2 separate regions of the Homo sapiens genome follow, and region 1 is linked to region 2. A link is a loop called in an ENCODE intact Hi-C map of the cell type or tissue named here. Cell type or tissue: breast epithelium. All regions are shown on one strand. Links, peaks and the distances in the headings refer to the core of each region. The heading gives the core; the rest is flanking DNA.

Evidence for each region. A loop is a pair of places that touch in the nucleus more often than their neighbours do. Peaks named below come from ENCODE experiments on the same cell type or tissue, not always from the same donor. Only the 100,000 strongest peaks of a DNase experiment are listed, where the experiment ranks them.
Region 1: a loop joins it to region 2, with 3 times the contacts of the local background. A loop is called at or near these places in 102 of 110 quality-filtered maps.

What each region holds. Positions count from the first base shown.
Region 1 is chr19:3,325,691-3,328,600 of GRCh38, forward strand. No RefSeq gene overlaps it. Among named protein-coding and RNA genes, the nearest start is that of NFIC, 39 kb to the right of the region's middle. In breast epithelium, for the core only: a CTCF peak has its summit at 1,460 (motif pointing right); a DNase peak (open chromatin) is centred at 1,441.
Region 2 is chr19:3,465,741-3,468,650 of GRCh38, forward strand. NFIC (nuclear factor I C) reads left to right here. Exons shown (of 11, transcript NM_001245002.2): 11 at 1-2,910. Among named protein-coding and RNA genes, the nearest start is that of SMIM24, 13 kb to the right of the region's middle. RefSeq lists an enhancer at 1-453 and a silencer at 2,031-2,325. In breast epithelium, for the core only: no CTCF peak of the experiment used is centred there; a DNase peak (open chromatin) is centred at 1,111; H3K4me3 peaks cover 453 bases; H3K27ac peaks cover 1,756 bases.

The DNA of each region.
Region 1 (2,910 bases), core at 180-2,679, 140 kb before region 2:
ACTGAAAAAATATGCAAAGGATATGAACACATCACCACAGAAAATACCTAAAAGTAATAAAAATGGACTTTAAATCTGTGAGAAAATGGCTGGGCACAGTGCCTCACACCTGTAATCCCAGGACTTTGGGTGGCCGAGTTGGGAGGATTCCTTGAGCTCAGGAGTTTGAGACCAGCCTGGGAAACATGGTGAAACCCTGTCTCCACAAAAAATACAGAGATTAGCCAGGTATAGTGGCTCATGACTGTAGTCCCAGCTGCTCAGGAGGCTGACGCAGGAGAATCACTTAAACCCGGGAGGCGGAGGTTACAGTAAGTCGAGATCACGCTATTACACTCCAGTGTTGGGCAACAGAGAGAGACCCTGTCTCAAAAATAAATAATAAAAAATAGATAAATAAATTAATTAAAATATATGAGAAAATGTTCACCCTGATTCATAGGAAGGTAGATTCAAGTTAAAACTACAATAAGGCTAGGTGTAGTGGCTCACACCGATAATCCCAACACTTTGGAAGACTGACACAGGAAGACTGCTTGAGGCGAGGAGCTCAAGACCAGCCGGGGCAACATAGGGAGATCGTGGCTCTATAAATATGGGGTGCGGTTGCTCATGCCTGTAATCTCAGCATTTTGGGAGGCCGAGGTGGGTGGATCACCTGAGGTCAGGAGTTCGAGACCAGCCTGGTCAACATGGTGAAACCCTGTCTCTACTAAAGATACAAAAATTAGCTGGGCATAGTGGTGGGCACCTGTAATCCCAACTACTCGGGAGGCTGAGGCAGGAGAATCACTTGAACCTGGGAGGCAGAAGTTGCAGTGAGCCACGATTATGCCATTGAACTCCAGCCTGGGCAACAAGAGTGACACTCTGTCTCAAAATAAAATAAATAAATAAATATATATATGTATATGTATATGTGTGTGTGTGTGTGTGTGTGTGTGTGTGTGTGTGTGTATATTAAGACTGAGTGCTGTGGCTCACACCTGTAATCCCAGCACTTTGGGAGGCCAAGGTGGGCGGATCACCTGAGGCCAGGAATTTGAGACCGGCCTGGCCAACATGGCGAAATCCCATCTCCACTAAAAACACAAAAATTATCTGGGTGTGGTGGCAGGCGACTGTAATCCCAGCTACTCGGGAGGCTGAGGCAGGAGAATCGCTAGAACCTGGGAGGTGGAGGTTGCAGTGAGCCGGGATGGCACCACTGCACTCCACCCAGCCTGGGCAGAGCCAGGCTCCATCAAAAAAAAAGAAAAAAGAATATTCAGTGCCACCTAGTTTGTGGCGGGAAAAGACTGGAAATAAACAGAATAAGCATTGAGAGGCACTTTTCTTTTTTTTTGTAAGCGATGCATCCGTGCAATAAATCGCTGCAGCATTATTAGCCATTCTGATGGGCAGCCCTCTGAAATTTAAGTGATGAACGGCCGCGATGCTTGTGGTTGTCACTAGAGGGAAGCACATGACCATGAAAGCTTCTTCTATGACCGTCTCAAATTATTGAAGGGTTTATCCTGTGATTTTCATTCTTCGGTTCCTTTCTTTTCCCTTTTATTTACCCCATGCATTTCTATCCGTTTTCTTCTTTTTCTTTTTCTCTTTCTTTCTTTTCCTTCCTTCTTTCTTTTTTCTTTCTCTCTCTCTCTTTCTTTCTTTCTTTTTAAATTTTTTTATTTTTTGAGACGGAGTCTCACTCTGTCTCCCAGGCTGGAGTGCAATGGTGCAATCTTGGCTCATTGCAACCCCCACCTCCTGGGTTCAAACGATTCTCCTGCCTCAGCCTCTGGAGTAGGTGGGATTACAGGTGCCTGCCACCACGCCCGGCTAATTTTTTTTGTTTGTTTTTGTTTTTTTTTTTAGACGGAGTCTCCCTCTGTCGCCCAGGCTGGAGTGCAGTGGCACGATCTCGGCTCACTGCAAGCTCCGCCTCCTGGGTTCACGCCATTCTCCTGCCTCAGCCTCCCGAGTAGCTGGGACCACAGGCGCCCGCCACCACGCCCAGCTAATTTTTTGTATATTTAGTAGAGACGGGGTTTCACCGTGTTAGCCAGGATGGTCTCGATCTCCTGACCTCGTGATCCGCATGCCTCGGCCTCCCAAAGTGCTGGGATTACAGGTGTGAGCCACCGCGCCCGGCCTAGATACAGGATTTTGCCATGTTGTCCAGGCTGGTCTCAAACTCCTGACCTCAAGTGATCCCCCAGCCTCAGCCTCCCAAAGTGCTGGCATTACAGGTATGAGCTACCGTGCCCATATTAACTGTTTTTTGTTTTTTGTTTTTTGTTTTTAAGATGGAGTCTGGCTCTGTCACCCAGGCTGGAGTATGGTGGTGCAATCTCGGCTCACTGAAACTTCCGTCTCCCAGGTTCAAGCAATTCTTGTGCCTCAGCCTCCCAAGTAGCTGGGACTACATGCGCACACCACCATGCCTGGCTAATTTTTATATTTTTTAGTACAGATGGGGTTTCACCATGTTTCCCAGGCTGTTCTCGAACTCCTGACCTCAAGTGATCCACCCGCCTTGGCTTCCCAAAGTGCTGGGATTACAGGTGTGAGCCACCACACCCGGCCCTGTATTAACTTTTGATAGATATTCAACCTACAAATAGGAAAGTATATCTAGTATAAAGGTACAGCTCAAAAATTGTCCCAAACCAAACACATTTATGATTTGTGTAATCAGGTCCCTGAACTCATCAAGAAAAATAATATTTCTGCTTCCCCCACCACCCACAAAGTCACCCTGATCCTCCCCCTTGGTCTCTAACTTTCCCATGGTTAAGCACTGGCCCGATTTCTGTCTTCATAAATTAGTACAGGGCACAGTGGCTGACATCTGTAACCCCAGCACTTTCGGAGGCTGAAGCAGAAGGATCACTTGAGGCCAGGAGTTAAAGATCCGCCTGG
Region 2 (2,910 bases), core at 158-2,657:
CCACTGCAGGCTGTCCTCCAACCATGGGGTGGCCACTCCACCCGCAGCCAGACTCCCCGCTCCCCACTTTTCATGCAGGCTGGCATACCCCTGGCTCAGGGTCAAATGCTGTTCCACACCCACCTCAGAGGCACCCCCTCTCCCCTGCCCCGTGCATCCCCACCCTTCTTGCCAAAGGACCTCTTTTCCCCTATCCAGAGACCACCCCAGGTGGCATTCTCTCCCACCTTCTCCTTTGTCCCCCATCCCCTGTCTCTGTCTTCCAGCTGTGAATATGAAGGGTATCCTGTATGAAACAAAAACAAAACCTGATATATGCAATATCTGTCTGTCTGTCTGTACCCATGGGCCTGGCTCAGCCATTGGAGGCCCAGCCGAGGGTCCGGCAGGGCACAGGGACAGCCAGGTGGCACCGAGTCACAGGCTGTGGTCCGGTGGCTGAGCATGCTGTTGTCTTGTCCTTGATTTTATTTTCTTTTGTTCTTTTTTTTTTTCTTTTCTTTTTGTTTTTAACTCCAGCTTCCTTTGCTTTTTACTTGACCAAAGCTAAGACAATAGCCAGATGGTTAGTGGGGCAGCCAGGCAGGGAGGACCCAGGGCTGGGATTCTCCAACCTTAGGCCATTCCTGCAGCCCTCACCACCTCCAGCCCCTCCAAGCATCTCGTGTAGGGACCCACGCAGATGGTCCCATTCATTCACTATTGCCCCCAACCCCGGGATTTTGGGTGGTCTCCACAGCCACCATCATACACTCATCCCGTGTTTTCTTCCAAAAAGTCACCTCAGCAGCCTCCCCAGGCGATACAGAGGGAGAGCCCAGACCACCACAGCTGGCCACGACATTGCCCTTAAGTAATATGCATTGGCCAGAGAGCCCGGGCTGGCTGTGCACAGCATTCATGTAGCTGATTTCTAGCTTTTTTTTTTTTTCTGCCCCACTCCTGAGCAAATCTGTCTTGCCAAGGAACTAGGAGCAACCGGAGGCAAAGGGAGTGGGTGGCCCCATCACTATTGGGACCATCGCGTCCCTGCACAGCCCACACCCGGGGGCCCAGAGTCCTGGGCTGGACGCCACCCTTCTCACCCCGAGCTTGCCTCCTTGGCTCACTTGGCACCTTGGCTGAGTACAGCAGGCAAAAGCCCATACCAGGCAGCATGTTGTGGATGGTTTAGTTCTCCCCGCCTCCCTGTTTCTTGGAAAAGCTACAGGGTCCCTGTAGGGCAAAATTCCCAGGCGCCTTGCTGCAGACAGAGTAAGACAAAAACACCAGGAAGCAGGATTCCGTGCCCATCTCTGCAGTTTGGGTTCACAAAAGGGGGTGCCGTCATCCCTGGGTGGAGGAGGGAGTGTTGGTTTTTTGTTTTTGTTTTTTTAACATGTATGAAACTGACATCTTCTCAAATCTTGTTCCACCCCCCTCTGGAAGCCCCCATCACCCACCCCTGCTATGGACACCACACCTATGCCAGGCCCCCCCCCCCACCCCAGTCTCATTCTGGGGTCTGCCCATGCTGTGGGAAAGAATAGGGAGGCCTCCCAAATATATGCAAATTGTCCCCATTCCGTGGGGGCACCTGACAATGACCCGGGTGGAGATGGGGCATGGAGGAGTAGGAAGACCCAGCCCTATTTGACTGGGGAGAGGAGGATCTGGAGTCCTTCATGCCCAGGTCTGGAACCCAGGTTCTGACCCCAGGGCCCCACCCTGGGCTGGACAATCAGATCCCAAAGGAATGCCAAAGGGGACTCGGTTGGGAGAGCCGCTTAGGGGCCAGACCTGGGTCCCCCTGCAGGTCCCCAGGCAGCAGACAATTCCACCTTCCCTGCCCCAGGACCTTGAGAGACAGCAGCATTCCAGGCACAGACAGACTTGGCTGCACCCCACTGTCCCTTGCAAGACAGGTTCTGGAGCCAGGAGCAACTGTCCAGCCCTCCAGAAGAGACAGCAAGCAGCCCCCCTACCCACTCTGGCCTCCCCAATGGTACTTTGACCTCCAGTGTAGGGCTATACTATACATATATATATATATATATATATATATATATAATTTTGGAATTTGTTTCTCATAATACAGAATATATAGTGGCTACCTTGTATCTTGGTCTGGATTCTCTCTCTGAGACCCCGGATTTTACTTTCTCTTTGGAGGGCGCTGGGACATACATCTCTCAATCCAGCTTCCTCCGCATCCTCCCATCTTGCCCCATTTCTGCCACGTCAGACACTTCCTGAGAGTCTCACCTTCAAAATGACACCGCTGCCCATCCATTGCTCAATGGTACAGAGTGTGGGGTCAGTCCACCACCCTTGACCTCCCGGCAGGGCAAGGTGAGGAGGCGGACCCAAAGCAGTACCAGCAGGACTTGTTGCCAGTGATACCAAAACAGACTTTTCCCAAGCAGTGCCTCACATGTCTGCTGGTGTGGCTTTGGGATTCTCCTGCCCCACCCCCCCGTCCATGGCAGCCCCCTCCCCAAGGCTTTGCTCACACCTGAGACAGGAAGGAGGAAGGGGATCCAATAGGAATATGGGCCCCGGAGGGGAAGTCATGCACCCCCAAGCCACCACCCCCCAGCCTTCCACGCACATCTCCTGGCTGGAAGAGAGCCCTCCAAAAAGGGGACACAGGCTGCCCCGGCCCCTCAACTGCATCCACACCCCATCCTCTCATCTTGGGTCCCAGCCAGGCCCCCCCAAAACCAAAGCCCCCTCAAGTCCTGGGGTCCCAGCCTGTGCCCCCAGCTTCCTGCCCACCCAGCCCTGAGCATTCTCACACAGAGAAAGAACAAGCAAGGGCTCCAGGGGGACAGGATGGGGCAGGGCATACAGTGGGGGGTGGGGGGGCAGCTGGGAGGAGGGAGGGACAAAACAAAACATTTTCCTTTGGGTTTTTTTTTTCTTTCTTTT